Regions from separate parts of the Mus musculus genome. Here all the other regions are linked to region 3. The links are chromatin loops, found by intact Hi-C in ENCODE. Cell type or tissue: gastrocnemius. All regions are shown on one strand. Region 1 has its middle 16 kb from the start of Dcbld1. Region 2 overlaps Ros1 (Ros1 proto-oncogene). Region 3 holds the start of Gopc (golgi associated PDZ and coiled-coil motif containing). Region 4 has its middle 5.2 kb from the start of Fam162b.

Region 1 (8,000 bases), 170 kb before region 3:
ATTTTTAGGTATTCCACAATGTGATAAAATCTTATACACACACACACACACACACACACACACACACACACACACACACAAATAAGTCAGATGTGGAGATCATTGATCATAATCACTGCCTTTGGGAAATTAAATTACTATATATCAAGTTTAAGACCAGCCTAAGCTAAATGAGACCTTTCACACACACACACACACACACACACACACACACACACACAGCCAGGTGTAGTGGTCCAAGCCGTCAATCTCAGCACTCTGGAGACAGAGGCTGGTGGATTTCTGTGAGTTCAAGTCCTGCCAAGGATAGATAGTTTCTCAAAAAGAAAAAAAAGGTGTGTGTGTGTGTGTGTGTGTGTGTGTGTGTGTGTATACATATAAGAGTGTTTGCCCCCATTCAGAAGTCAATTGTTTTCTCTTGACTTGTTTCTCTATCACTAGATGAGTCCTAATTAAACATCAGATGCACAGGACCTTATTTATTTATTGGTAAACTTTGGTTCAGATACTAAACACTTCTACTTAACCATAGTACCCTAGCCATAGCACTATGGTTTGTGTCTCAGTATTATATATAGTGTCTATAAAACAAAGTATGGGGGCTGGAGAGATGGCTTAGCGGTTAAGAGCACTGACTGCTCTTCCGAAGGTTCTGAGTTCAAATCCCAGCAACCACATGGTGGCTCACAACCATCCGTAATGAGATCTGACTCCCTCCTCTGGAGTGTCTGAAGACAGCTACACTGTACTTCTATATAATAAAAATAAATAAAAAAAAAAAAACAAAGTATATCAGCCATCCTAGTCATTGATACTCCATTTTAGTTGGTTTTATATCTGCATTCACAGAAATGTCTACTCAAAGCCTTGTTCCATTGTTTGCTTGTTTGGCCAATTTATTATTATCTGAGTGTCTTTCTTTCCTTTCCATTTTTTCTTTCTTCATTCTCTTTTATCTCCGTTTTTCTTTTCTTTGGTTTTTTGAAACAGAAGTCATATGTGTCAGGCTGGTGGTGAGCTTGCTATATATCCAAGGATGGCCTTGATTTTCCTGCCTGTACTTCCAAGAGCTAATATTACAGGTATGGGCTATTGTATTTCTTTCTTTGTGGGACAGAGTATTGCTTTATAGCCCAGATTAGCTTTGAACTCCTCCTCCTCCTCCTCCTCCTTCCCTCAACCTCCCAAATTCTGGGATTCCAGACAAGTGCCTACTCAGTTGGTTTGGGTTTTATCTTTTCAGATTTAGTTTGTTGGTTGGTTGGTTTTGTTAGTTTTGTTGTTGTTGTTTTGTTATTATCTTTATTTGTTGGTTTTGTTTGTTTTTTTTCTAAGACATAATTTTATTTTGCTAAGCCAGGCCTTAAACTCACTATGAGCTCAAGAGGAATCACTAAATTCCCAATCCTGTAACTCCCAAGTGCTGAATTAAAAGGATGTGCTACCATACTGAGTTGGATTGTTCTTCATCATCAACGATCATTAATTATCATCATCATTAATGGTCATTATCATCATCAATCATCATCTCTTCTCTCTTCAAATGTCTCTAAGCTAACAGACTTAGAGGCAGTTGTAGAAACTTTGATGTGTAAGTTTTATTCTTATATTCTGCTTCCTTTGAAGCTTCCCTCTTGCTCACAGTCGGCCACAGGGGGAGCATAATGGCCAGTATCTATTCACTTTCAAACCCCTTTCTCCAGATATAATTCATAAACAACACAGTTCTCTTATTTAATGTGTACTGTCTGGTGATGTTTAGTATATTTACAGGGTTATATGACAAGTGCTATTATCAAATTCTGGAATATTTCCATCATCCAAACAGAAATGGATTCCTATTAACCAACACAGCTCATTCCCTCTCCACCAGTCCTTGGTAAACAGTATGGATATATCTAATGTAGATATTCCATATAAATTAACTGTATAATGTGTGGTCTTTTGTGCCTGGCTTCTTCCACTGAGTATACTGGGTTTTTTTTTATGTTAATTTATTGTGTGAGTGTTTTGGTATTTTGACCAGATGTTGTGACCAGTGTTGGGCTCCTAAGCTAAATGAGGGATTATGGTAGGACAATGAACATACCATAGACACTTCTCAGAGAGTGTGACAGGAGTGGGGCTACTTCATACCCAAATCAGGCTTGGACCTACTCAAACCTGTAGAAACAAAGGCCACTTCATGATAAAGTTAGTTAAACTTCTGTTTTCACACCAGAGAACTGGATTCTCAGAAATCATGTGACCTGCCAGTCTACTAATCTAGCTGATAAGCTTGGAATTTTCCTGGGCCCAGTGGGGCACTTCCTCCCTTGTCCTGCCCCTGTCCCCGAACTGTATAAACTTGCCCCACTATATCAATCGATGTGCTGCCCTCTGAAACAGTTTACCTGAGCTTTAACTCTCTACCACCTGAGACCCTGCTCCTCAGCTCCTCAGCTCCTCAGCATCCTGAGACCACTGGTACACAATGACTGGTGGGGACAGGGGAGACACATGTGTATTTGTGCATCACTTGCATTCCTGTCCCCAATGAGGCCAGAAGAGAGTGTCAGATTCCCTGGAGCTAGACTTATGGATGTTTAGGATCCACCATGAGGACACTGGGAATCGAACCCAAGTGCTCTGGAATAACAGCCAGTAAGTGCTCATAACCACTGAGCCATTTCTCCAGCCACTAGTATAAAATATTTAAGGTTCTTTCATAAAGTACTCATGCTTGAAACTTCATTGCATTTTATTGTTGAAATATTTTTTCCTTTCATTTTCTTTGGTTCTGAGGATTGAACCTAGAGCCATATTTATGTTGGCAAACGTTATAGTGCTGAAGTGTGTCCCCAGCCCTGACAATATTCTTCAATGTGAATATGCCACCTCCAATTGTCTACTCAATGATTGAGAGATATTTGGTTACAGTTTAGCATGCTGCTAATAACATTAGATCCATCAACTTCTTGGTGTTTGTTTTGTTTTGCTTTTAGTTTTATTTTGAGACAGGCTTTTCTGTAGTCTAAGGCTGGCCCTGAACTCTCTATGTAGCTGAGGCCATCCTTGAACTCCTGATCCTCTTACTGCTATCCCCCAAGTGCAAATGAGCCACCAAACCCCACGTTAGATTGCAGCTAATGCCTCAAATCGCCCTATTGTTCTAACTCTATGTAAGCTCCCTTATGTCTGTAACAAACTGTTAGAAACAGAAGAGCTCTGAATCCCTGCCTCATACAGCAATACCTATTTTTGACTTAAGGAGAATGATCAGGCTCCAATTGCCGGGAGCTCTCTCAGTACCCACATGAGGGGTCCTGGGGAAGACATTTAATTACAAACAAAATGAAACATGTGGTCATCCTCTATTGGGACTTAGTGCAGAAGAAAATAGAAATCCACTTCTTTCCTCCATGAGCTTTACGGTTCTCATTCAAGCAAATGTTCCAAGAGACTGACTCACAAGGTAACTATTATTTTACATACCTTCATTTAACAGAAAGCAATCATTATCTTAATTCTTGCCTAACTGGAAATACATGGTATTTTCATATGTTCTTGCTTTAGAGTACATCTTGTGTAAATTTCTAGTACTAGCTATGCAGCAGGCGACCTTGCTCACGCTGAAAGCCTCTGCTCCACACGGTGGCAGTGTAGCACTCCCCAGACCCAAAGCTTTCCACCGACTGCAGGTGAAGCACAACTAATAGAAACATCTTTGGGTCACCTATGTGTTCTCTCATGGTGGTCGCCAACTGCCCATGAGAGCAATGACTTCCTCCTATTCCAGAACTACTGTCCTGTCTCCAGACTCTCCGGTCAAGAAAAGACAGGGAAGTTTGAACAAACTTTTCAATGGCTGTAATTGACTCAAGTCTTTTATAAAAACATCATAAAGGTTATTTTTCTGACAGAACGATAGAAGTCTTAAAATCACAAAACTAAATATTTTCAGCCTTTTGTCACAAAAAAATGTATATTTTGTACTGCACAGGCTCATGACATGTTGTGTAATGTAAGTACTTACCTCTCCTTTCACTTAACACAGGCATGGATGTGCATGCCTCTACATCCCAGATAGGATACAAATATATATATTATATATAGGATACAAATATATAAGCTATACAAATATATACATACCAAAATAGGATATTTAGGTTGTAAATGCCTATACATCCCAGCACATGACCCTGATTTCTAATTAATTAATTAATTAATTAATTAAATGGCTGGGAGATAGCTTGATTGGTAGTGTTTGTCTAGCATGCACAATCTCGTGGCATCCATCCAGCACCATATAAACTGGGTGTTAGTGCCATGCACTCTGCACTGTTCAGCCTTTCCTGCAAAGACCCCATCTGAACCGTGCAGGAAAGGCTTGTGCTGTTTTGCTTTTCCACGGGGCTCACAATGGCTGTGGAATAGAAGGCGCCTGGCCTGCTGCCTCCTTGTGCTGCCACCTGCTTTCCTCTCCACATCTCTACAGTTCCTCATAGCAGCTTGTGTTTGCCTGCCTGGACTCAGACGTTTCTCACAGCATCGTAGAAATAAATCCAAGAACAGAGACAACGAATCCCTAATCTAGGAAGCCAGGAGAGAGTATGAGTTTTCTGTTAGTTGCTTTGTGCTTCTGACTTGGTTTGGTTTGATTGTGTTTTGTGTGGCACTTCTCACGTTTTTTTGCCAGATCAACTTAGAACTCACTGGGTTCAGCCTGCTGGCCTTGAATTGCTGATCTCTCTACCACAGCCTGGGGGGGAGGGGGGGGTAGGAGGTGTTAGGGGCTAGGATTACGGACGTGCACCACACTATTTGGCTTACAAATTCAAGTTCCTTTTATTGTTAGGAGGAAATATGTTTGGAGATTTTTATTTGCCCAGACAGTTTGCATCTCCTCTAAAGGACACTTCCATACGCGCCTTTCTTTCTTCTTCCTGTAACGAAATACCTGACAGAAGGTGATTGAAGCCAGAAAGAGATTATTCTGGCTTACATTTATGTGGGGGCAGAGTGTGATTACATCTCATCATGGCAGGAAGGACGGGGCAAGAGAATCAGGAAGCCAACTGGTCACAATGCTTGTCGACAGTCAGAGAAAAGGGTGACCAAGAAGTGAGACCTCATGCTCCACTCCCAGCCATTTCCTCAAGCATTCACCACTGAATTTTGGTGAGGTTTTTTTTCCAGTTTTTTTTTTTTTTTAATTGCAAAGTTTCTTCAGAGACCCAGTGTAATGTCTTTAACTGTGAGTCCCATTCAAAGGGACATATACTATGCTGGCATAGGAGGCACCAACAGGAGCAGGAGACCAGGGGGTCCCTTTGTAGCCAGGAAGCAGAACCAGGTTAAAATCTTCAGGCTGGACTCAAGCTCAAAGCAGTCCTCCTGTGGTAGCCGTCAGAGTACTGGGATTGCATGTGTGAGCTACCACACCAGGCTTGTTTTGATATTTTAAATGTCCATTTCTACAGCTTCTCATGTTCCAATATATATGGCATGAAGACCAAAGGGGACCACGTCTGGGGAAGAAAGGGGACAGAAAGAAACAAGAGCAGACAATGGGGAGAAGAAAGAAAACACTGTATGTTTTATCTCACATGCAGTTCTACATCTAAAGACATTAAGTATACGTGTATACTTATATATATGACATAAGACATATATATGTCTCATACATATATGACACTGTGTGTGTATGAGAGAGAGAGAGAGATGAGAACGGGAGGAAGACTATTAAGAAAAGGTACCAGGGGGGCTGGAGAGATGGCTCAGTGGTTAAGAGCACTGACTGCTCTTCTGAAGATCCTGAGTTCAAATTCCAACAACCACATGGTGGCTCACAACCAACCATCTGTACAGCTACAGTGTACTCATATACATAAAATAAACAAATAAATCTTAAAGAAAAAAAGAAAGGAAGAAAGAAAGAGAGAGAAAGAAAGAAAGAAAGAAAGAAAGAAAGAAAGAAGAGGAAGGAAGGAAGGAAGGAAGGAAGGAAGGAAGGAAGGAAAGAAAGAAAGAAAGAAAGAAAGAAAGAAAGAAAGAAAGAAAGAAAGAAAGAAAGAAAGAGAGAAAGAAAGAAAGAGAGAGAAAGAGAGAGAAAGAGAGAGAGAAAGAGTACCAGGAGGGGCAAGGAGGAATGGAAGATGGCAATGGGTAAAAAAGAATGAGCAAAATGTAATGATGTATATACATGAAAGTATCATATATATATGCTACATAATAATTAGGTTTAAAATGACAAGTGTTTCCTAACTTGTTAGAGATGGCTTTTGCTTCCATCACATCAGAGCAACAAGATACCCATATGGGTTGGCCTTTTTCCTGCAAAGAGAAATATAATAAAGTTATTTTCCCTAGAACTGCCCAGCAAAAATAAAGAGTTAATACAAAGAATGTTTTCGCAAGGTAGATAAGAATTTTGGGAAAGACGAACTGTGCCAGGAATGCTGTATACAGCGAAGAAAAACCAGTCCAACCAGCTTTTCTTGTGCAAAGGAATGAAATCAAAGAGCCCATTCATAGCAACTCCAAGTTTATACTCACCACAAATTTTAAACCAAATTGTATCTGTCTTTAAGTTTTTATTTGTATGATGGTCAGCACACCCATGATACAATAATTACACTTAATTAGCAATGCTCCTAAAGTAAAACTCAAAGCCATATTTTGAACTTGCTGGAAGAACTCACGCCAAACATAACAATGGTTACCTTAGCGAAAGGTATTAGAAAGAAGTAAATCGTGGTGTGGTGGCTTACACCTGCAATCCCTGCCTGAGTTGCCCCGTCCCAAAAGGGGAGGGGAGCAGAAAGTCAGTTGGTTCTTTGTGTGAGTCATTGTGTGTCTATGTAGGGATGATTTGGGATTTGCTTTTTTAAGATTTATTTTGATAATTTTTTTAAATGTGCCTCACCAGGTGGTGATGACACACATCTTGTTGTTGTTGTTGTTGTTGTTTAAGATTTATTTATTTTATGTATGTTAGTACACTGTCCCTGTCTTCAGACACAGCAGAAGAGGGCATCAGATCCCATTAGAGATGATTGTGAGCCACCATGGAGTGGCTAGTAATTAAATTCAACCTTTAGAGGAATAGTCAATGCTCTTAGCCACTGAACCAACTCTCCAGCCCTATTGTTATAATTTTTATATATGTGTTTGTATTTGCCTTAGGACTATATGGTGTGTGTATATGTGTGTATCTCTCTCTCTCTCTCTCTCTCTCTCTCTCTGTCTCTCTCTCTCTCTCTCTCTGTGTGTGTGTGTGTGTGTGTACGTGTGTACCTTCAGAGACTCAAGAGGGTGTTGGATCCCCTGAAGCTAGAGAAAGCTGCCTAAAGTGGGTACTAGGTCTCCTGAAAGTGGGTAACCTGTGCCCATTCTCCAGCCCTGTGGTTTTGGTTTTTAATAGTCTTTATTACATTAGCTTATTTAATGTGGGTTGGTGAAGGTGCTACAGTGGGCTTTGTGCATGGAGATCACAGACAAATTGGAGGAGTTGGTTCTCTCTTTCTTTCATGTAGGTTCCCAGGATCAAACACAGAAACTCAGGCTTGGTGGCAAGCACCTTTACCAGCTAAGCCCTCTCACCCCCGTATGTGTGCAATTTGGGGTGACAGTTCACACAATACCTGTACTTCTAGCATCTGAGCTCATGTCCAGCCTGAGCTACAGAGTGAGAGAGAGACCCTCTGTCAAGAAAAACGAAACAAAATCAAAACATTACTATAAGCCAGGTATGGTGGTACACACATTTCACCCCAGCACTCAGGAAGCAGCGGCAGGCAGATGAGGCCAACCTTGTCTTCTACATAGGGAGTTCCAAGCCAGCCAGGGCTAAATAGTGGGACTCTGTCTCAAGGGGGGAAAAAGAGTTATAATTCTAAGATGGAAAAATGTTTGTAAACCTGTGACATATATGACATAACTTTATTGCACATTCCTACTTATCTTGGTTTCTTCTGGCAGAAGGCTATACTTGGATAATATAAATACATATATGTGGG
Region 2 (8,000 bases), 280 kb before region 3:
CTGACCTTTACAGATGCATCATGACAAGCATAAACCTGCATTCACACACACACACACACACACAGAGAGAGAGAGAGAGAGAGAGAGAGAGAGAGAGAGAGAGAGAGAGAGAGAGAGAGAGAAAATAAAAACTTTTTAAAATTATATGAAATAGTAGAAGGGTGGCAAGATGAAGAGGAAGAATATGAGAAAGAGTGAAAGACTAGGAGAAGGAAATGGGTGGGTATGATCAAAGTATGTTATGTACGTGTGTGAAACTGCCATAATGAACCCATTTTATGTACAATTAATATGTTCTAATAAATACATTAAAATAAAAAAGAGCTTGATGTCAGCTTGAATGCCATAATGGGTTTAAGACTAACTTCAAGTACCTAGACAGACCATGTGTCAAAAAACAAGAACAAACATATAGGGAAAACAGAAATCAAGGTCCTAGTGGCATGATAGAGTACCTATGTATAACACGCAACCAGATATGTCACACCCTGAACATACACTGAGGGAGCAGTAGCCACATAGACTACAGTAGGGATAGAAAGGGCTGTGTGCTCTAGCCCTCACAGTGGCACACCACAGTGAAGGTTTCCTTTCTTCTAGTTTGTGGCTGCTTCTGTGAGAAAACATTGATCAAGAGCAATCTGTGAAATGGAAGAGATTTATTTCAGCTTACAGCTTATAGTCCACAATCAAGGGAAACCAAAACAGAAGCATGGAGGCAGGGCTTGAAAGCAAACTCCATGTATTAATACCGCTTAGTGGCTTGAGCCTTGTGGGTAGCTCAGTCTACTTTCTTGTATAGCCCAGGACCACCTGCCCAGGGGTAGCACTTCCCACAGTGGGCTAAACCTTTCTACAACAATCACTAAGGGAGAAAACACCTCACAGGCATGGCCACCACTCAGTCTTATGGAGACAGTTCCTCAGTTAAGGTTCCTTCTTCTAGGTGGCATTGTGTTAAGTTGACATAAACTAACCAGCAGAGTGGACAAATTGACAAATTGGCAGGCTTTTTTTGGAGGGGACTACAGGGGTATTTTCTAGGGGTATGGCCTAGAAAAGGCTGCCAATTTCTGTATTAGTTTGCTGTTCTGTTGCTGTAATAAAACACCTATTAAAAACCAATTTTGAGGGAAAGGGGGTTTATTTCTACTTTACAGACTTTGCAATCTGTCAGTGAGGGAATCCAAGTCAGGAACGGACTCTGGAAGCAGGAACTGGCCCTGAGGCCAGGCAGAAGCACTGCTTACTTGTTTGCTCCTCATACCCTGCTCAGCCTCCTTTCCTCTACAGTCCAGGACCACCCACCCAGGGAAGGCATCACCTATAGTGGGCCGGGCCCTGCTACGTCAATCATCCATCAAGAAAATGCCCCATAGGTACATCCACATGCCAATCTGTCTGATTAAAGCTTCCTCATCCGTGGTGACTCGAACATGGGTCAGGTTGACATACACTAACCACCACATCACTGATGCCGCTAAAATCATGTCTCTGTCACATGCAGCTGACTATAATTCTGATCCACTCACCTGATAAGTACTACGTAAGCTGTCTTCTAAAACACATCATCGTTATACAACGATGCCAACCACTGGCAAATGCGATTTTATCTGAAACCTAACAACTCTATACCCACTCCTTGACCAATTGTCTACTGGAGTTTAAAAATTACGTCTCCTGTCCACTGTTCTGTCTTGTCTCTTGACTCTGCAAAATTGTATTTTATTCTGCTCACATTGCACTGTCTGCAAGCTAGCTAGGTTTCTACCAGTCTGCACCCTGGTGCAGGCTCCCTCCACAGTCTGGAATGATCTTCTCCATACATCATATCTTCAGGGAAGCCCTGACCATGCTCTAATGCAGGGGAGAGCATTACTTCTGTGTCCCCATCACAGACTTGCTTTCTTCCACCATGACACTGGATACATTCATTTTTAGTTTGATGCTTTATTGCTTATCCAGCAGTGGAATGTGGAGCTTCGGAATCTCAGACTGAACTTGCTCAGAGTTCCGGAAGTTAGAGTGACACATTTTAGCTACAGTTTTTCCTAACTGGTGCTTTGCAAACTATAAATGCACCCCTTGCATCTAACAAGAGACTTAAGAGAGGGATGTCTAAGCACCAAATACTTGATTGGTCCCACGCCTCCACTTCTCTGAGAAGGTGACTCCAGTTCTTCTACAGAAAGTTATCTAATGCACAAATATTTATGTATCATTCTACTTCCTAGCGCTCCACACTTCAAATGAATGTTATCTATTATCATAGATCATAAGCTGTTGCGAAATGACCCTAATGTGGAGATTCCAGTTATGGACTCCAAAGTGAGCAAAGCATGCTCGCCTAGACCTACACCTTTGATTCCTGAGAAAAGGGAGTGAACAAAGAACCCGTGATTCTAACTTTGAGGACACTGGGAAGGCCTGAGGATTTGGAGAAAGATAATTTCACTAATGATACAGGACGGGCCACTCTTCAGTTACATGATGCTATTCATTTGTGCTGAATTCTAGTCTAAATAAACAATGGGATCCTTATATTAGGGAAAATGGGACAAAAAATTTAATTCAAAAAATTAAAGAGTGATGTTATGTGTTTTTATTCAACTAAAATGGCAGATATATTGAAATGTTAGAAATGTCATTTGGTAGGTACTGAAGGAAAAATTTCACTTCCTGTCCATACCACACACACCACACACACCACACACACCACACACACCACACACACACACCACACACACACCACACACACACCACACAAACCACACACACACCACACCACACACACACACACACACACACACACACACACACACCGTCTCCCTTCTACTGTTCCATCTTTCTTTTTTTTTTAATTAGGTATTTTCCTCGTTTACATTTTCAATGCTATCCCAAAGGTCCCCCATACCCACCCCCCCAATCCCCTACCCACCCACTCCCCCTTTTCGGCCCTGGCGTTCCCCTGTACTGGGGCATATAAAGTTTGCAAGTCCAATGGGCCTCTCTTTGCAGTGATGGCCGACTAGGCCATCTTTTGATACATATGCAGCTAAAGACAAGAGCTCCCGGGTACTGGTTAGTTCATATTGTTGTTCCACCTATAGGGTTGCAGTTCCCTTTAGCTCCTTGGGTAATTTCTCTAGCTCCTCCATTAGGGGCTGTGTGACCCATCCAATAGCTGACTGTGATCATCCACTTCTGTGTTTGCTAGGCCCCGGCATAGTCTCACAAGAGAGAGCTATATCTGGGTCCTTTCAGCGAAATCTTGCTAGTGTATGCAATGGTGTCAGCATTTGAAAGCTGATTATGGGATGGATCCCTGCATAGAAGGAGTTACAGAGACAAAATTTGGAGCTGTGACGAAAGGATGGACCATCTAGTGATTGTTCCATCTTTCAAACCCTTTACATTTTGAACATGCTATTTCAGGAGCAAAGAAACTAGTAATTGCCTAGAGTCTCCAGCAGATGGAGGTAAAGCACTCTTCCCAAATGGACCTAGCGCTTGGTAAAGGGGACGCTTCCCTCCACACTAATGAGAACATCTTAGACTGTAATGAGTTTCTGCCTCCCTTAGAACATTTTCTGTTAGGTATATGTTGGGGCTGTTATTCAACATCAAACAGAGTCTGCATCTTGTTTTCATTCCTCCCCCCACCCCCCCATGCACATTGGTTGCTTTATTTCCTTGTTTAACCACAAACTTACACTGTACTACTTTGTGCTAAAATTTGCTCTTCTGTTTGACTTACAAAGCCCAATTACAATTACTATGTAATTCAGAACATATAATTATCATGCAGACAAAATTTAATTTTTTTAAATATTTCATTGTTTTGGTGGAGTCCTTAATTGAGTTATTTTACTAATTGTCCGCATATTTATAACCACTTTTCCATTAGTTCATTTATATATTCACTTTATATTCCAATTGTAGGCCACCAAACCCTAATCAAGTGGCCACCTCCTGTCATCAGGCAGGACTTCCAGTGGAGGGTGGACACTGACTGATCCACAAACCTTCAACCCAAAATTTATCCTGCCTACAGGATGTAAAGGGATAAAGATGGAATAGAGATTGAAGAAATGACCAACCAATGACTCGTCCAACTTGAGACCCATTCCATGGGAGAGAGCCAGTCCTTGACACTATTAATGATATTCTGCTATGCTCGCAGGCAAAGGACTAGCATTTTCTTTTCTTAATCAACAATTTTTTCTAGTGCAGTTTGGAGTTCACAATAAAATTGATATGAAGTTGGAGAGCTCTCACATACATGTCCCAATTAATGCATAGACTCCCTCATTACCAATAATCCCCCCCTATAGTCAATGAGCCCACTGGAAAATGTTATTACCAAAAGAGCATAGTGTATATCAGGCTTTTCTGTTGTTCTGTATGTTTGATGATTTAGAAAATGCCCTATGGCATGGTCCCACACTTAACGTTATCCTACAGAGGCATTTCACTACCTTAAACACACTCTGTGTTCCACCTACATATCCCTTTTCCCCTCAACTCCTAGCTAACACTGATTTCATTACTACCTGATCTAGTTTGCCTCTTAGCTGCTATGAAAAATGCTTGCCAAAACCAACTTGGAAAAGAAAGAGTTATTTGGCTTCAAAGGTGTACCCTTGAAGCATTCTACAGACTTGACAGATCACTTGCTAGTTATTTGAGTGCTTGTTATTTGGGGAAGCCACAACAGGAACTGAAGCAAGAGACTGAAAAAGGGACACTGCTTGTTGCCTTGCTTCTTCTGGCTTGCTCTCTGGCTTCCTTTTTCTCCCAGACCCATCTGCCTAGGGATGTGGTCACCCACAGTGGGCTGGACCCTCATACATCAAATAGCAGCTAAGAACATACTGAGAAAGAGAAAAGGGGGTGGGTCCAGGTGGTAGACAAAAGTAGATGAAGGGGAAATAGTAATCAGGATATACTATATGAGAAAAAAACTATTTTCCATAAAATAAGAAAAAGATGATGACCCATAGGCCAGTCTGATGGAGATAATTCCCCAATGGATGTTCTTTCTTCCCAGGTGACTCTAGTTGGTGTCAAGTTTGACAAAACCAAGCAACACACTGTGGCTGTGATTTCTGCATTTGCAGAATGCCATGCAGCTGTAATCATATAATAGGTGAGGTGATCTTTTCAATTTGGTCTCTTTCACTGATTTCTATGATTGCGTGTTTTCTCCACATCTTTTTACAATTTCATGGCTCCTTTCTTTTTTTTTTTTTAATCCAAATATAAACCTTTAGGTTTCTAATTCACCATTAGCTAATTTGGGGGTTGATTAAAAGGTTTTCTTTCTAACTTAACTTGTTAGAAATATTCTCCTTTCACCATTATATTCCTTTTATCCCTCTGTAAAAGATTACCTTGACTATATTTATGAGGGTCTGTCTCCAAGCTGTCTACTTACACTATTGTTTGTTTAGCTATATTCACTGTCTTTCAATGCCTTAGGGCCTTGATAACTATAACTTTGTATAAAGAGTTCAGGTTAGCTCATACCTATTGACATTACACTTTTCCTTTGATATTATGTTAGTTTCTTTTTTAATCTTCACATAAACATTACAATGTGCTTCTCAATATCCACGAGATCGTTTCCTGGATGCTGAAAGACTGCATTGAACTGACAGATCAAATTAGGGAGAGGCAGCATCTTGACTTTATATCCATGAATGTAGTCTCTGTAAACATTCACTTCTTTTTAGTACTCCCACCAGAATTTGGTAGAACTTGTCATATACGGTTTGTACATATTTCATTAGACTTATATACAAGTATTTCATTTGGGGAGATGACAATACAAATAGTCTTACTTTATTGCAAATTTGACTGGTTTGTTGCTGAAAAAAATTAAATTTTCAGCATTCTACAGACTTGACAGATCACTTGCTAGTTTTGAGAGAAATGTTTTTGCCATATTTTCCAGATTTTCTGTGTAATTGTTCATGACATCTGAAAATGAACACTGTGTTATTTCTCCCTCCTCAGTCAATGTGCTCTTTTTTTTTCTTTCCATTTTTTATTAGGTATTTAGCTCATTTACATTTCCAATGCTATACCAAAAGTCCCCCATACCCACCCACCCCCACTCCCCTACCCGCCCACTCCCCCTTTTTGGCCCTGGCGTTCCCCTGTTCTGGGGCATATAAAGTTTGTGTGTCCAATGGGCCTCTCTTTCCAGTGATGGCCGACTAGGCCATCTTTTGATACATATGCAGCTAGAGTCAAGAGCTCCGGGGTACTGGTTAGTTCATAATGTTGATCCACCTATAGGGTTGCAGATCCCTTTAGCTCCTTGAGTACTTTCTCTAGCTCCTCCATTGGGAGCCCTGTAATCCATCCATTAGCTGACTGTGGGGATCCACTTCTGTGTTTGCTAGGCCCCGGCATAGTCTCACAAGAGACAGCTACATCTGGGTCCTTTCGATAAAATCTTGCTAGTGTATGCAATGGTGTCAGCGTTTGGATGCTGATTATGGGGTGGATCCCTGGATAAGGCAGTCCCTACATGGTCCATCCTTTCATCTCAGCTCCAAACTTTGTCTCTGTAACTCCTTCCAAGGGTGTTTTGTTCCCACTTCTAAGGAGGGGCATAGTGTCCACACTTCAGTCTTCATTTTTCTTGAGTTTCATGTGTTTAGGAAATTGTATCTTATATCTTGGGTATCCTAGGTTTTGGGCTAATATCCACTTATCAGTGAGTACATATTGTGTGAGTTCCTTTGTGAATGTGTTACCTCACTCAGGATGATGCCCTCCAGGTCCATCCATTTGGCTAGGAATTTCATAAATTCATTCTTTTTAATAGCTGAGTAGTACTCCATTGTGTAGATGTACCACATTTTCTGTATCCATTCCTCTGTTGAGGGGCATCTGGGTTCTTTCCAGCTTCTGGCTATTATAAATAAGGCTGCTATGAACATAGTGGAGCATGTGTCCTTCTTACCAGTTGGGGCATCTTCTGGATATATGCCCAGGAGAGGTATTGCTGGATCCTCCGGTAGTACTATGTCCAATTTTCTGAGGAACCGCCAGACGGATTTCCAGAGTGGTTGTACAAGCCTGCAATCCCACCAACAATGGAGGAGTGTTCCTCTTTCTCCACATCCTCGCCAGCATCTGCTGTCACCTGAATTTTTGATCTTAGACATTCTGACTGGTGTGAGGTGGAATCTCAGGGTTGTTTTGATTTGCATTTCCCTGATGATTAAGGATGTTGAACATTTTTTCAGGTGCTTCTCTGCCATTCGGTATTCCTCAGGTGAGAATTCTTTGTTCAGTTCTGAGCCCCATTTTTTAATGGGGTTTTTTGATTTTCTGAAGTCCACCTTCTTGAGTTCTTTATATATATTGGATATTAGTCCCCTATCTGATTTAGGATAGGTAAAGATCTTTTCCCAATCTGTTGGTGGTCTCTTTGTCTTATTGACGGTGTCTTTTGCCTTGCAGAAACTTTGGAGTTTCATTAGGTCCCATTTGTCAATTCTCGATCTTACAGCACAAGCCATTGCTGTTCTGTTCAGGAATTTTTCCCCTGTGCCCATATCTTCAAGGCTTTTCCCCACTTTCTCCTCTATAAGTTTCAGTGTCTCTGGTTTTATGTGAAGTTCTTTGATCCATTTAGATTTGACCTTAGTACAAGGAGATAAGTATGGATCGATTCGCATTCTTCTACATGATAACAACCAGTTGTGCCAGCACCATTTGTTGAAAATGCTGTCTTTCTTCCACTGGATGGTTTTAGCTCCCTTGTCGAAGATCAAGTGACCATAGGTGTGTGGGTTCATTTCTGGGTCTTCAATTCTATTCCATTGGTCTACTTGTCTGTCTCTATACCAGTACCATGCAGTTTTTACCACAATTGCTCTGTAGTAAAGCTTTAGGTCAGGCATGGTGATTCCACCAGAGGTTCTTTTATCCTTGAGAAGAGTTTTTGCTATCCTAGGTTTTTTGTTATTCCAGATGAATTT
Region 3 (8,000 bases):
ACAAAGTATCTCTCTTTTTTTTTAATCCTTTTTAAAATCAAAGAGCTACTCTCTACTGAAATTGTCTATTTTTAAAAGGTTTCCCATATAATGTTAGTACACCATAATTTCTAAATCTTGTAATACTGGCCTAGTTGAATTTTCCACACAAAATGGGAGGTTTGGAATTCCTGTTTGCAATCACACTCCCCTTGCTCTGATTAGAGACCTAAGCAAAGGATTGTCTTTACATAGTCTCAAAGGTCTGAAATTAGGGAAAATACTGTAAAATACAAAGACATACCATCTCACTCAATACTAGAAGTTATTTGAATATTGACAGCTCTAAAGACATAGCTGCCCGTAATATCTGCCAAGTGTGAATGTAAACTGAGAAGGTAGATAGGAACATATATATTCCATTACATTTCCCCAAGAGCTTTGATCGGATTCCCCTAAGTTCATGCATGTCTCTGTGTACAGACACGGACGTTGATCTGGGCTATTGGATGAAAATAATCAGAGCTGCATCTGTCTGAAAATACATCATCTAGCTTGTCATTATCAAAGCAGAAGAGGAGAGTTGAGGTATTCCCCGACAGAAGATCTTGGTAATAACACCTACAAGGCAGGTAGTGTGATTAGCTCCTGTCCCCACCGCATGAGATGCTGGGAGGTGGATGACAGGACGTCTGGAGACCCACACATCAGTCTGCATCCTTTTCCTCCCCCACCCGCTCCGCACTCCTTTGCTTCACTCACGTATAAAACGCACTCTCCATCGCATTCGAAGCTGAGGTGTCCAGTGGGTAGGTTTTTAAGGATCATTTTCCTAGTGCTTTAAATGGGATCTAACGACCTCGGACAGCCTGGGGTTGAATGCTATTGCTGCCAGCCCCCGAGGCTCACCTCAAGCTTGTGGTTGATCTGGGACACAGTCTGGGCTTTGTGGCATAGCTGCGCAAAGCAGGAGCTAAGGCTGGTCATCTTCTGACGCCCCTCATAAGTGATGTCCGCCTGGTCCGGATCGATCTCGCCCAAAAGCAGATCCACATCCACGAAGGCCTTGTCGAACTCCTTCTCCAGCACCTCAAGCCATCGGAACATGGACACCCCGCCAGGGGAGACCCCCACAGGGCAGGAGGAGCCCCCTGGGCCGCCGCCGGCTCCCGCCGGGCATGGGCCACCCGCCGACATGGCGCCGTCCAGGGCCTCGCCGACTGCTGCTCACTCTGGCCGCCCGCCCCGCGCGAGGGGAACTGCTAGCACCGCGGCGCCCCCCGCGCGCGCGCACACACAGACACACACGCACACACACACAGACACACACCCGCCGGTCCCCTCCCTTCCCTCGCGCCGCCAACGCCGGCAGCGCAGCTCCAGAGCAGCAAAGGAAGCGGGGCTGAAGCAGCGACAGCGACACGGAAGACCCGCCCCGCCCGCAAGCCGGCCCGCCCCCGCCGCGCGTGCGTAGCGGAGCCCAGAGCAGGCGCAGCCCAGAGGGAGAAAGTGGGCGGGGCCGTACGAGAGCTTAGCCAATGAAAAGCCTTCGCCTCCACAAGCCTGTCTGCGACCATTTTGACGACCGGCAAAACCCTGAGAAGCAAAGGGTTGAGGTGGCCCCTTGCAAGTGGGGAAGACCGGAGGAAGGGAAGGGAAAGATTCCACGTCGCAGAGGGGACCGGCTTCCGCCAGTTTGGCTTCACAGTGGGCCTGGAACCGGTCCACAGACGTCTAGCAAAGTTGCTACTGGGGTGTCAAGGGGCTCGGGTGGGAGCGGGGAGGGCCGTGTGTGCATGCGCAATAGCCACGTTTTCTCTTCCGATTTCCAGCTCTTAGGGCGGGAGGGTGGGGACACTGGCTAATGTTGCTAAACCTGACGGTGCATTCCAGCCAGAAGCTGCCTATGGAAGCTACTGAGCAAGTTTTGTTGAATCAATGGTTCCTCCTTCTATGATTGACAAGCTGGGGTTCTAGGCCAATGTATTATTACATACTAGCTGCCCCACCTCAGTGGTGTTACCTTGCTTGGGTAACAAGGTTTCCAAAGTTTACTTCACTTGGCAATTAAGGTAAAGTGAAAGTGTTATCACTTGGTACATAGCACTCATCTTACTGCATCACAGATCGTATATTTCTAAAGCAACCACTTGGGATGCTGTAATCATCTTATAAACTAGTATTGTGCTCGTTCCCATGTTATTTTCATATGTTCATAAACATTGAATACATATCCCGATTGAGGCACTGAGGACATAAAATCTAATGAAACGACCTCATCCAAGCCGAACTAGTAAGACAGTGAGGCTCTCACGACTTTTAATTCCAGTGTTGCGTGCATTTGAGAGCATTTATCAAGAGCTTTCTTTGTGTCCTGCCTCTCATCTCTTCCACTTCTCCAACTCCACCCCTGTCTAAACCAACAGTAGACTGTCCGGAAGGGAAAGGAGAAGCCAGACTAATTAGAGTAGGCAGGTAGGAATTGTGCTTCCTGACTCGCCTACGGGAGTATGTGGAAAATTAGTCCATAATCTTTCGGAAGTTGTTCTTGGGACGGACCTTTCTAATAAATCATCAACCAAAGTCTGCATGGCATTGTGTGCCTCTCATCAAAGCAGTACCAATAAGAATTAAGAAATAACAGATTTAGTTTGCACTCTGGTTACTCCAATGCATGACTGCTTACCATCAAGCAAAAGCTATTATGACTTCAGCAAACTTAGACAAGTAAAACTAACCATGCAACTCTTCCCTTGAGTTTAGTCAGAGACTGTCTCATAGGCTTAGTACACAATAGTATAAAACATCCTCTTCGAATGGTTGGTTGTATTTTATATATAAATATATAATAAAATAATTTATCTATATCTACCTACCTATACACACACACACACACACACATCCCACTATCTGCTACTTAGCAGTAGATGTGACTATGTAGCAGTTGCCACATCCTGTGTGCTCATTTTCTTGGTATTCAGTGGTGACTTTAAATGTTTATGAGGTTTCCTAATAGAACATTTTGCCCGCTTTGATTTGGGATTTTGCAATTCTGGAAGTCACAACAGAACATGAATGTGGAAAAAGAGGCTTGATGGGTGTTTGGCCTAAATGTGTGTGTGTGTGTGTGTGTTTGCCCTAAATGTATGTGTATGTCTGTGTATCATAAGCATGCATGGCTCTCACAAAGGCCAGAATAGAGTACCAGACCCTCTGGAACTGGAATTACAGATTCTGTTAGCCACTATGTGAGTTCTAGGAACTAAATTCCTCTTCAGCAAATACTCTTATCTACTAAGCCATCTCTCCAGTCTCCTTGCCTACCACCCCTCATGCCAGTCTGTTATATTTTTGTATACAATATTTGCAAGAACACTGAGAAAACTCCAGGCTATTTTCTCTAATGATACTTCTCCCTGCCTGCTGAGGAACATGAAATAAATAAATAAAACTTACTGTGTGAGAATGGGGAAATACTTGGAACAATAACGATACCTTTTAATTAAGAATGCTCTATGTATAGAGTTATTTCTTTGATTCTCAAAGCATCCTACAGTAAGTATAATTACTCTTTTATAAGTACATTGTAGACAGATTAAATGTTTTAGTAATGGCACACAGCAGACATTTTAATGTAGGTCTCTTTGGCATTAGCTACAGGATACAGAAGAATAAGGAATCTATTTCATATTGCTAGTATGAAAAATTGGCAGACCTTTTGTGAAAGCCTTTTGAGACAGTATTTCTCAGGTGTATACATATAAAACTATAAACAACGTGTAAAAATGCATTTCCCATTGTAACGCCTTTTAGATAAATCACACAAGTGCAAATTATATTTCTTTTAAAATACCAAATTTACTAATTACGTGAGAGACTCTGAAGTATATTTTGTGCTTATGTGACCATTCTTTTATTTTTTTAATGAATGAGACAATTTATTAACCCAGCATCCATCTAATGCTTCTTGTTGGCAGTTGCCACCTGTCCTGAGATCCTGTCCAGATCTCTCTGTCCCTGAGGTGTTAGCTTTCCGCCCCCATCTTGGTCCTTTTCCACCATTTTCAGCCCCTCCAGGGCTTGGAGGTCCCGGTGGGCCACACTCTTAGAGCCGCTGCTGAAGTGGCTGGGCCTGACACCATTTCTCTGCCTTCCTCTGTAGATCTTGGTCATAGAACCAACCCCTGCACCCCCGTGGAGGTACAGGTGCCGTGCTGTGGAAGCAGCTCATGTGTAGAACCAGTTCTCATATGGGGCAAGCTCTTTATGTTTGGCCAGCTTGACTGTTTCCACCCATTCGGGGACTTTCAGCTTCCCGGACTTTTTGAGGAAGGCTGCCAGAGCTCTGACGAACTCCTGCTGGTTAATGTCTTTTACAGTAGCTCCAGGCATCCTGCGGCGCTGCCAGCCAGGGGAAAGGAGTGACCATTGTTCTTATGGCTGATAATGATCCTAATTTTCAGCATGAAAGAACCCAACTTCATTTCTATCACAGCCTTTACAACTTCAAGTAATGCCATGTCATACCTTGGATGTCTCAGGTTAGTTTCATGTCACATGGTCACATGTCACATTATTATACTACATCTTATGGACTGCCACATTCTATGGACTCATTATCGTAGTATTCATTGATGACTTTAAATGCACATGAGGTGTCCTAATAGAACATTTTGCCTACTCTAATTTGGGATTTTGCAGTTGTGGAAGTCTCAATAGAACAGGCAAGTGGAAAAAGAGGCTCAGTGGTCAGGTGCTGCCATCTGTTGTCAGTGTGCTCTATCTGCATTTGTTGCTTTGTCTTTGCTGGCATTTGGACTTGGATGTTTTGTATTGTGACACTTTCACATGGCTTTAAAAAGACTGTTGGGTTGGGAGATATTTCCAACTCATAAATCATGCTTGTGTGATTTAAAATAAAATAATATAACTAAAACTAGTCTGTCTTTAATTTGTCATTGTTGCTTTGAGACAGGGTCTTGCTATGTATCTCTCTGGCTGGCCGGGATCTTGTTTATAGACCAGGGTGGCCTAAAATTTCTAACAATCATCCTGTCTCTGCCTCTCAACTGCTGAGTTTCAGACATTCAGATTGACAATCTTGTTTTGTTCATATTGAGTTTTACCACTAAAGACAGAGTGAAGACTGAGGAAACCAGAGAAAGTGGGAAGATTCTGGTGTGTCCTTTGGTAGTTGGTTGGTATCTGTAAAGTCAGTGAATGGTGTAGATTCCTCTAGTGCACCACCAATCGTAGTGACACTAGAAAATATGGAAAGCCTGCCTTGCACAGGCTAGTGAGACTATTGAGTTTTAAAGTCTACTCTGTTCCAAGGTTTATGCTAAGCATTCTGTGTTCCCATTGATTTCCTGTAGCCCTGCCAGGAGTAGGAAAAGAGATTAGATTCTCTGAGTAGTTTTAAACAGTTGTATGATGGGTTAAGAAATGTCAGGAAAGTATTGCCATTTTCTTTTAACAATGTGGGGAAGCCTCAGAACATTGTACTTATTTTATAGTCATGATATTTGTCAAATAAAATTGTTATGATTTATACATTTGAGAAATTCATACAAAAGAAGTAAATTTGAGTGTTTTGGGGTGACTTATTAAGCCACATTCTTCCTCTGTTTCTTTTAATATAAATGGGGAAACTCCTTGTCTTATTCTAAAAATGTGAGAATTTTGGTGGAGTGACTTAGGGTTAGCTCAGTCACCTGCCTTTCTTTTCTCATGTGCAGCTGTGGATTCCATTCCCACTTAGGGTTCTGCAAGTGTCTGCTATAGTGCTTTGTGGTCGCCATATGAAACACCTTAGCAGGTAAGCCCTACGCTGGGACCTGCTTAGGTTGAAATCTCAGATGCTAGCTTGGGAGATGGCTCAGCAAATAAAATGCTTGGTGACCAAGAATGAAGGCCTCAGTTGGGACCCTTAACACCTCATAAAAGAAGTCATATCTGGTGGTGTGCATCTATGCTCTCAGTGCTTTGAGACAGACAGGAGGCTTCTGGGGTCTTGCTGGTCAGCCCATCCAGCTGAATCAATGAGATCCAGTTTCAGTGAGAGACCTTGCTTCTAAAACTAAATTGTAGAATTACAAAAGTCACTTACGGTCACCCTCTGGCCTTTTCTTTATATGAACATGTGTGCTTTCACACACACACGTGCACACACAAATTTTGTAAAACAAAACAAAACAAAACAAAACAAAACAAAACAAAACTCAAATTCTATGGACTCCGGGAGGAATGCTGTAACTGTAGATGACTTTGAGGGTTAAGATAATTCATTATTTACCTAGGAAATTCTAAAAGCAGTTGCTTTTCAAACACCTTTGATACATGCAACAGAGCATATCTAAATAGATTTTTATACTGTCTAAGGCATAGACATATTTCTTAATCCACATTAGTCTTTAAAATTTAAATAATATGTCTTCAACATAGAAATGTTTATTTAGCAATATTCTGTCTTGTTTATTAAGCTCAGGATAATTTAAGGTTTAAAATTGTTTTCTTCTGTTCTACAATTAAAGGGTCTCAGATGCTATATTTTGTACGGTGTATACAGACTTAAAGCATGACAAAAGTTTTCAGTTCCCATTTCTTTGTACTGTTAAGACTAACTTTCAGTTAGTCTTTAAGCCCACACTCTTCATTTACCGTCCCCCACTGCTCATTATCTAAGACCACTATCTATCAATGGCTATCAGCATTTACCGGTCATTGACTCTTTCTCTTTATTCACTGTCAACTTACTGTTTACTTCCCAGGTTGTCAGTCTTCATAGACCAAACACAAACTCCCGCTCATTAACCTCCTTTGCTATGTTTCTAATAGATTACTTCTATAAGACCCTTCCTGAAGAGGAGGTACATTTCTAAATACATTTTCTTTGCTTTGTACTTCAATTTTTAGACTACACGAATGCATTGACAGAACTACTTATGAGACTTGCTTTGTAGCCCAGGTTCACTATTCTTCTGCCTCAGCCTCTTACGTGCTGGAACTGTGGGTACCACTATTCCCAGCTGTCTTCATTTTATGAGAGAAAACAAGACAAAACAAAAAGAAAAATGAAGTGTATTTTTTCTGTTTTACTTTAACACCTGTATTCAGCATGTTTCAGAATAAACTATTTTGAAAGAACTGTATATGCATTAAAATATCCTTAAAGTATTTTTTAATACTAAGAAGTCTATGTGTTTTTTATTTTTGTAAAGCTTTCTGTTAAGTTTATGGTCAGATTATGAGCCAGATCAGGCCTGATATAGTAAGTCAATTTCTTTTCTGGACTTAAATTTTCTATGGATAGTAGTGAAGAGGTTATTCAGAATATTATCTCTGAGCTTCCTTCTCATGCAGATATCCTGTGACACTAATTAAAATTCATCAAAATGTCAGAAACAAGAGTTAAGTCCTCCATTTAACACATCAGGAACACTCACTTAAAAGCAATTTCTACAGAGTTCTTCATGGTGCCTTTGGTGATAATTGCTCCAAAAATAAAATTTTAGAGTAGAGGCCAATTATTTTTGATCTTTGGTTTTTAATAGATCAGTAAAAGTCAATATTCATTTGTGTTTCCTGTAGTTTTTTCCTTTTTTTTTTTTTTCAACAATGGCAATACTGACATTCTGGACTGTAAATTCCCCCCCCCCCCCCATGGGTGACATTTGTCCCTATAGGGTGTTTAGCTGGATTATCTTTGCCTATTACCCACTAGAAGCCAATAACACTGTCCCTTCCCCTATAGTTTCATGAGAACCAGAAGTGTTTTACTTTGCAGGCTGTCCCAGGAACGGCTCGTATGCTATTGCTCTTGATTCTGGTCATAACTTAAGAACAACTTGCACACTGTGCCCAAAGCCCTTGAAATCCTGCGAACAAAGAAAAAGGAACTCTTTGCAGCAGGAATCCACTTAGGTGGCACCTACCTTGATTTTTACACAGAGCAGCCACATCTATAAAGGAAAAGTGATGGTACCTACATCAGATATCTGAATAGGACCTGGGAGAAGCTA
Region 4 (8,000 bases), 790 kb before region 3:
GCAGTGATGTTAGGTGGGGAGTTGTGGGGTTTTAAAAAAATACAGTGAGGAGATACAGTAAGCTAGAGTAAGGTTTGGGTCTGAGGTTAGGAGCATTGACAATGCTGAGGTCTTACTCTCTAAATAGTACTTTAGAAACTGTGGTTTCTTTCCGCCATCTCAGACTAGTCCCTGAACACAGTGCACATGCAAATGAGAAGTTTCCCCCTAGGTCTGTGATCTATTTAGTTTCAGAGTTTGGGCTATCATAGCTGTGTCAGACCTGGGTTCCATCTCAAGGAATGGGCCTTAAATCCAACCCAAAACTGGTTGTTTACTCCCAATTGCATCTGTATATCCTGCAGGCAGGTCACTGTCGTAGGTTTATATAATCAAATCTATTTTTCTCTGTTTCTGTTCCCCAGGTCTATACTCAGAATTTTTAACCATGCTGGAACTTAAACATAAATCATTGTACTCACTATGCAAGCTAACACTAAGCTTCATTCTCAGACTGGGACTCATATTTAGAACAGCAGAACACATGCAACTCAGCACACTCAGCTATGCTGACATGAACACTGGAAACACACACAAAATGTGTACTCCAGCCACCCAAGCCAGAAATACTGAGGTTAATTGATAGATTTTGTGTATCACTATCAGCAGTGTAAAGTAATTAAATGAAGCCAAGTATAGTGGTACACACTTGTAATCCAAGAACTGGTAATTGGAAGCAGGAGAATGCCAAGCTTGTGGTCATTCTTGGCTACATAGTAAGTTACAAATCACCTTGGTGTTGGAGCTTGTAGTTTTGTCTACATTGCTTTAAGTTCCTGGCGATTCAGAGCTCTCGGATCCTCCAATAGTTTGGGATTTAGCTCAGTGGTAGAGTGCTTGCCTAGCAAGTGCAAGGCTCTGGGTTCTGTCCTCACCTTGAAAGAAAGAAAGAAAGAAAGAAAGAAAGAAAGAAAGAAAGAAAGAAAGAAAGAAAGAAAGGAAAGAGAAAAAAGAAAGAAAAAAAGAAGAAAGAAAGAAAGAAAGAAAGAAAGAAAGAAAGGAAGGAAGGAAGGAAGGAAGGAAGGAAGGAAGGAAGAAAACACACACACACCAGTTAATCAATGCCCCACAGGCCACTTACCTGTGAACTCACATGGCTGGTTGGCTTCATCTCCTCCACTACTGTGTCCCCTTCTCCTGTTCTTTAGTCCTTCCTATTCTCTCTGTGTCCTAACCATGCAACTCTCAGTGTCCTGCCCCCTGCTCAGCCTTTGGCTACTGGCAACTTTAGTCATAGATCAAAAGACCAATTGGGGGGTGAGGACCTTCAGCATCAGGAAACATAGATTCCCAATCAAAGCATCAGAGCCACCTCCCTTCATGGGGTACATAGTGAGACTTCATGTCAGACAAAATAATATAGCATACAGCACAATGTTATTCTTTATGGGATTCAAATTTTCATGCTTTGATCAAAGTTCGAAAGTTAAATGCTTCCCTAGTTCTTTATGCCATTTTAGCATTGGAAGATGCTATGCAGGCTGTAAGAGAAGAAACTCATCAGCACCCTTACCCAGCTGTGAGCACTGCAAACCCTAATAACAACCTAGTATGCAAGATGCACCCACTGGTGCAGTAGTGGCATAAATATGGGGGTAACCAACCACACTCTGCTTAGATCTGGAGTCCATTCCACAGAAGTGTTTTGCTTGGTATTGTAAACGGAATCAAAAACACATGGCTAGGGAGATGATAGACCCTACAGGGGAATTTACTGCCATTGTTTAGCTAAATTGGCTTGATACCAGCTGCCTTCAAACAATTGATGTTTCTATCTATAGACAGGTGCTACTTCTCAGTTAGATAAGCCTCTCATTCAAGTGAACAGTAGTGAACGTAGAGATGCATGGCTGCTTACGATGCTGAGAGCATGTGATAAATGAGCACATAGCTTTGAGCAAGATATTTATACCATGTCCTCTAGGATTCTGAGAAGACTGTGGATAAGTAAGTAAGCACATAAGAGCTGAAGACAAGGAGAAGAACCTTGAAATGTTGAGGGTTTGACATGACCATTGCCATCATGAAATCACAGCAGCCGCAGAGACCTGTGTAGGACAGGGGCAGTCAGCAGTCGACAGTAGATCCAGTGGAGCGCATGGGACCCTATTCCTCCTTGCTGAATTGCTGGGTATTGATAGATCAGAGGGGGAGGGGAGGTTATTACTATCTTCAGTTATGGACCAAGCTCCAGTACTTAGTTTCAAATCCATGGTCACACAGATGGCCTTGAGTAAACTCTGTGGGACACAATATAAACAAAATGTCATGCACATGGGAAGTGAACTTGAAGGGAGAAGGGATGGGAGGGAAATAAGAGAGGGTGGAGGGAGAGTACTCAGAAGGTGTTATATGCATGTATGAAACTGTCAAAGAACAAATATAATAATATAAACATAAAGTAAACTTGAGATATAGGTGAACATAAAATTTTAATTAGTAGTGCCCTGCTTTGTTTTGTTTTTCTTCTTTCCTTCAGCCCAATAAAAATTCTAAAGTATGTTTTCTTGTTCATCAAGAGTCCAGCACAAACAATATGTTTCAGACGTGCTTGAACTTGGCTGTGTCTCTTCCTCCTGTCTTCCATTACTAAATAATCCTGGAAGAGTAAAATTTGTATCAGTGAGACAAGAAACCTTCCTGTGCTCAGCTCTCCCCACTTACCTGTGAAGCCTCTTCAGCATGTTTGGGCTTCATGCTAAGTAAGGCTATTTTTTCATCAATTGCTTCCTAGGCAAAGAGTGAGGTTGACTTTTTCTGGAATGTTCTTGAAGTATCTAGAAGACACGAGGTCATGACCATGGTCAGCATGGAGCAACTGAGGCTTTGCCATAAGAAGGCACTTTTAGATGACACATACGTTTCCAAGAAAGACTGTGTGAGACTTTACATTTAGGTTTTAATTTCTATTATATTTTATAACGTAAATAGTCCCCTATGAACGAACGTTTGAACTAGGTTCTAAGTTAGCACAATAGAGGTAAGCTGGGAGAGTCAGATGACGGGTAGTGTTCATTTAACTGTCAGTAAGGCCTGACACAACTGTAGAAGATTCCAAACACTCAGGTGGAATTTTATTGTTTGCACAAGGGGTGAATGTTAAAAGTTTGGAATGAATTAGCAAATGGTATAAAGTATGTAATGAAGATTGTATGCATATGCATTGCATTTACATTTGGTAAAATAATTGCATAAAGTAAAAGATGAGATTATCTTGCTAAACATTAAAAGTGTATTTTGCTTAAAGAGTATATTTATGTTATGACTTCTAATGACTTATATAAGTAAGTGAATAAAATAAATGTTTTGTCTATGCTCTAACTCGTCAGTACTGAGTTATACTGAAACATAAATACTAGCACTTAGGAAATTTTTTAAAAAATTATTAGATATTTTCTTTATTTACATTTCAAATGTTATCCCCTTTCCTAGTTTTCCCTCTGAAAATTCCCTATCCCCTTCCCCCTCCCCCTGCTCCCCAACCCACCCACTCCCATTCCTGGTCCTGGCATTCCCCTATACTGGGGCATAGAGCCTTCTCAAGGCCAAGGGCCTCTTCTCCCATTGAGGAAATTAGTTTTAAAGTATCCATTGTGGCTCTCAATTTTTTATTGAGAGTAAAAATACAAATGCCCACTAGGTGGCAGAAATATCCTCAAATTGTTTTACAAGCTGGCGCTTAAAGGAATTCCTGGGCGGTGAAGAGGATGACGTTCTGTTCTTAAGTAACTCACAGTCTGTATTCCGAAATTCATGTACGCAGATTTACTCTCTCCTCTTTGTTAGTGAAAAATTCTAAGCATAGTCTTCTCTTATGTCAGAGGAAAAGTGAGACTTCTCTGTTTTGTCCAAGCTTAAAGGACACGGAATCAACCCATGAATTTAAGGCCACTATCCCATACCCCACCTGAGTAGCTTGAAAGCTTTCTGTCCACAGCGTTCGACTTCAACACGCTTGTTCTAACTTTTTTCCATGAATTTTCTAAGTTCTAGAACTTGAAATGGGCTTTTATAGTATAACCTTTCCTTGGTTTCCTGTTAAAACTGTGCCTGTCCAGGCGTGAACTAACACTCCTCTGCCTCTGCCTCTCTACTTATATGCTATAAGGTTATAGATATATGCCACTATATTATGTTAAATTATATATATATCAATGATATACAATTAATTTCATATTGATATAGTGACATATATCACTATATTATATGTAATCTTATTTTCTGTGACATGTTAGTGTTGAGTTTATTCATAAAATGAGATTATTCATAATTTACTGCATCTCTGCTGTGGACAGTTCAGTTGTTTTAAAATCTACCTGCTATAATTATTTGTAGGGTGTTCTGTTAGACATGAATTCTGCTGTTTGCTTTAATTCTATGTTTAGATAGTGATATTTTTCAATGAATAGTTCTTGAGTTTAATTTCAATAACCCACTAAAACCATCCAAAGGGATGGGGCAGTACAGTTTTACTCAGGTACAACTAACTGGATTTAAGGACATTGTTCAACAGAAAGAAAATGTTTGAACAAGATGATGCTCCTTCATACTTTGATTTCTGTGATTGTGTGTGTGTGTGTGTGTGTGTGTGTGTGTGTGTGTGTATGGTTGTATATATTCATGTATGTGTGTACATGTTGGGTCAGACATGTGTGCTCATGTATGGGTGTGCACGTGGGGGCCAGAAAGCACCTCCGAGTGCTTTTGCATTGCCACTGTTATCGCTGCCCCTTTGTGATACAGGGTCTTTTCCTGTCCCAGAAATAGCCGCTTAGGGTAGGCTTGGCTGCCTGGCCAGTGAGCTTCATGTGTCTGTCTACTCTGCCTCTCTCTCCAGCACTGAGCTTACGAGTGCTCGCCACTACTATAGTCGCACAAACCAGAGCAAGAGACATGGTTACCTGGGAAGGAGAAATCTCATGAACAAAAATCTACTTGGCCATGCAATGTTTAGGGGGAAATGTTATGAGTGTGTGTTTTTTATTCTATCAATCATCTGTCTGTCTTTATCTATCTATCTATCTATCTATCTATCTATCTATCTATCTATCTATCTATCTATCTAAGTTGTGGAAGAATTACACTTATTCAACTTATTCTTTCTTCATAAATTGCATGTAGGGACTTTAAATACTTATTCCTGTAAATTTACCCTCACTCTAAAATGTTTTTAAAATTGGTCTTTCATTGAGAAAGTGTACCATAATTTATTTAGTTGTATAGGTTTAAAATTTTCAATTTTCAAAGCTTTCTATTATCTAAGGATTTTGTAAATAACACTTTGTAAATATGTCTCTGTATTGGAAAGAACCTGTTTTTAGAGGTTTAAAGTTTAACTGTGGAATTTCTGAATCAGAGGCTTCCTCCAGAGAGGCTTAGTAAATGAATTGTTCTGCCTCATCCTTCCATTTATATTGTATGGTAATCCCTTATGTCCTTAGGCACTGGTCATGCTAAGCCCACCTATTTTCCTGCTCATGTGAGAGCGTGTTGCAATGCAGTCTTTCCTCCTTGTCACATCTTCTTTCATCTTACTGGAGAAACAGGTTTGTGATGCGAGTGGAACCTTTTCATTTGACTGTCTGTAAGATAGTTTATTCTTTCTGGCTCTTCTTTTCCTTCACGTTTAAACAGTGTATGGCAAGGACATGCAAGAAGTGTTCATATAAAATTCCAGAAATCTTTCGCTCAACTGCACTGTGTGTGAGCCGCTGTTCTAGTGGCAGGTCACGTGTGTGAATTCATTTCAACTTGTGTGGACATAAGCAGGATACTCAACCCTGCTGTTCCTCAACTTCCTCCTCAGAGTTACACCACAAGATTGTTGTGAAAGCAAAGGCTATAGTGGTGACGACAGTAATAATATTTTGAATAGTGAGGTACAGCTTTCAAAGTACTCTAATGTGCATTATCTTTAAAAAAATATTGAGATCTACTTTTTATTTTACATACATACGTGTTTTGGCTTCGTGTATGTATGTGCATCACATGCATATCTAGTGTCTAGGCAGTTTGGAAGAGGACATCAGATTTTCTGAAACTGGAGTTTGGGATAATTGGGCATCCCTATGCTGGGGATACTGCTACTGAACCCAGGCCCTCTGCAAGAACAAATGCTCTTAACCACAGAACCGTCTTTCTTGCCCTGTGTCTTATCTTTTGATCTTTATAACAAGCTCATATGATAGGCCAAATACAAATTTTTTAGTTTTTAAATTGCAATTATATATCTCTCTGTGTATGCACACGCCATTGTATGCATAAGTGTGGATATCAGAGATGCGTTTAAAGGGGGGCACTTTTCTCTTTCCACCACGTGGGTCTCAGGGAATCAAACTTAGGTCATCAGGCTTGATTGCAAGCTCCTGTAGCAGTGAAGCCATATTAGCTACCCCTAGACAAGTAGTTTTAATGGCCTTCATTCTTTCTTTCCTTCCTTTTATCTTCTTTTTCCTTTTCCTTCTTTTCTTCCTTTTTTTTTTTTGTTTCTTTTTAAACTAACAGTGCTGTTGAAAATTGGTAGAAAAATCAAGAGGAATTTCTTTGAGACTTTAATATAATGCCAAAGGAGAAAATTAAAAATGTTTTCCTTCTGATGTCTCCAGGATATCTGTTGAGAGAAAATTAGCCCTGCAATCAACCCTTCTCTTTCACATTTCTTACCCAAATTCTTTATATCTGATTTTAGGGAACAATTTAACCATGAGGAAATAGAAGACTCTTTGTGACTTCCAAATGTATATTTTATATAAATTGTGTTAATAATATATAGCAATTCAGCCTCCTAAGGCCTGCTGACAATAGGTTAGAGTTCTCTTCCCTCTCTTCCCAGATATTTATTATAAACATGCAATTGGGACCTTACAAAAACCCGTTCTCATTGATTCAGACACTGGTCCAATCATATTACCTCCAAGCACAGCTCATTATATTTTATAGGAAAATAAGAAATGAATGTTCCAGTGTCTCAGAGCAGTTTTCTTACTTTCTTGACATCCTTGAAAAGTAGATGGCAAGTTATGTGAGTGTGTGTGTGTATTTGTGTATGTCTGTGTTTGTGTGTGTCTGTGTTTGTGAGTATGCTTGTGAGTGTGTGTATCTGTGCTTGTGTGTGCTGTGAACATATGTGTTGGTGCTTGTGTGTATTGTGAGTGTGTGTATCTGTGCTGGTGTATGTTTGTGTAAATGTGTGCCTAAGTGTATGTTTGTAATTATTTGTGTGTTTATCTGTGTTTGTTTCTGTGGGTGTGTGTCTGTGCTTGTGTGTGTATTTGTGTATGTGTTTCCCTCCCCCTCTCCCCTTCTCCCTCCCTTCTCCCCTCCCTCTCCCCTCCCCCTCTCCCCCACCCCCTCCTCTCTCTCTGTGTATGTGTTTATTTAATTTTGGAATGCTGCTTGAAAGAAAAGAAAGCTCTGGCATTCACAGAAGTAGGAGCTGAATTCCAAAACTTAGGCTTCTTTTAGCTAATAAATTAAAACGAACAAAAATAAACAAAAAAACCAAAATGTAAGAAACTTCCCCATTGTCTGTGTTCTTCACAAGCAACACAAGCATAAAGCAAAGATATAGTCTTTAAATTCATTCTGGATAAAAATATTGGGGATAATTCTCTCAGGTTACCACATTCTCTGTGATATCAGATAAACACTACTATGTGTATTTTTCTTGTAAGGATCAAACACGTTGTTAATTTAACCAACATAGTACAACACTTTCCCATGAAAGGAAATGTTGTGATTGTATGCTGGATGCTGCATTTCACTGGAGGTATAAATGAGGAAAAACATAAGCAAGATAATAACTGAGTTATAACAGAATAGATGTGTTTTGGTGTGAAGTCAGAAACAGTAATTGGGAGCCTAATAACTGCCAGAAATACAGGACATGAAATCAAATAAAGAACTATACTTGTCCTGAAGTCCTCATGATGGATCTGGAGCTATAAAATTTAGACTCATGG

What was found. Hi-C counts contacts between places; a loop is a spot of excess contacts. Peaks named below come from ENCODE experiments on the same cell type or tissue, not always from the same donor. Only the 100,000 strongest peaks of a DNase experiment are listed, where the experiment ranks them.
Region 1: a loop joins it to region 3, with 7 times the contacts of the local background. A loop is called at or near these places in 23 of 42 quality-filtered maps.
Region 2: it touches region 3 in a loop (6-fold over the local background); 22 of 42 quality-filtered maps call a loop at or near these places.
Region 4: it touches region 3 in a loop (6-fold over the local background); 2 of 42 quality-filtered maps call a loop at or near these places.

The regions. Positions count from the first base shown.
Region 1 is chr10:52,213,340-52,221,339 of GRCm38, forward strand. No RefSeq gene overlaps it. Among named protein-coding and RNA genes, the nearest start is that of Dcbld1, 16 kb to the right of the region's middle. In gastrocnemius, a CTCF peak has its summit at 3,631; DNase peaks (open chromatin) are centred at 3,644 and 4,384.
Region 2 is chr10:52,102,856-52,110,855 of GRCm38, forward strand. The region is part of intron 27 of Ros1 (Ros1 proto-oncogene); the gene reads right to left. Among named protein-coding and RNA genes, the nearest start is that of Vgll2, 84 kb to the left of the region's middle. In gastrocnemius, a CTCF peak has its summit at 3,481 (motif pointing right); a DNase peak (open chromatin) is centred at 3,483.
Region 3 is chr10:52,380,723-52,388,722 of GRCm38, forward strand. It overlaps Gopc (golgi associated PDZ and coiled-coil motif containing), which reads right to left and starts at 1,402. Exons shown (of 9, transcript NM_001199272.1): 1 at 889-1,402. The coding sequence starts at 1,176. It also overlaps the pseudogene Rps19-ps10. In gastrocnemius, a CTCF peak has its summit at 4,742 (motif pointing left); DNase peaks (open chromatin) are centred at 738, 1,442, 4,211 and 4,736; H3K4me3 peaks cover 3,475 bases; H3K27ac peaks cover 6,673 bases.
Region 4 is chr10:51,591,615-51,599,614 of GRCm38, forward strand. No RefSeq gene overlaps it. Among named protein-coding and RNA genes, the nearest start is that of Fam162b, 5.2 kb to the left of the region's middle. In gastrocnemius, a CTCF peak has its summit at 3,683 (motif pointing right); no DNase peak of the experiment used is centred here.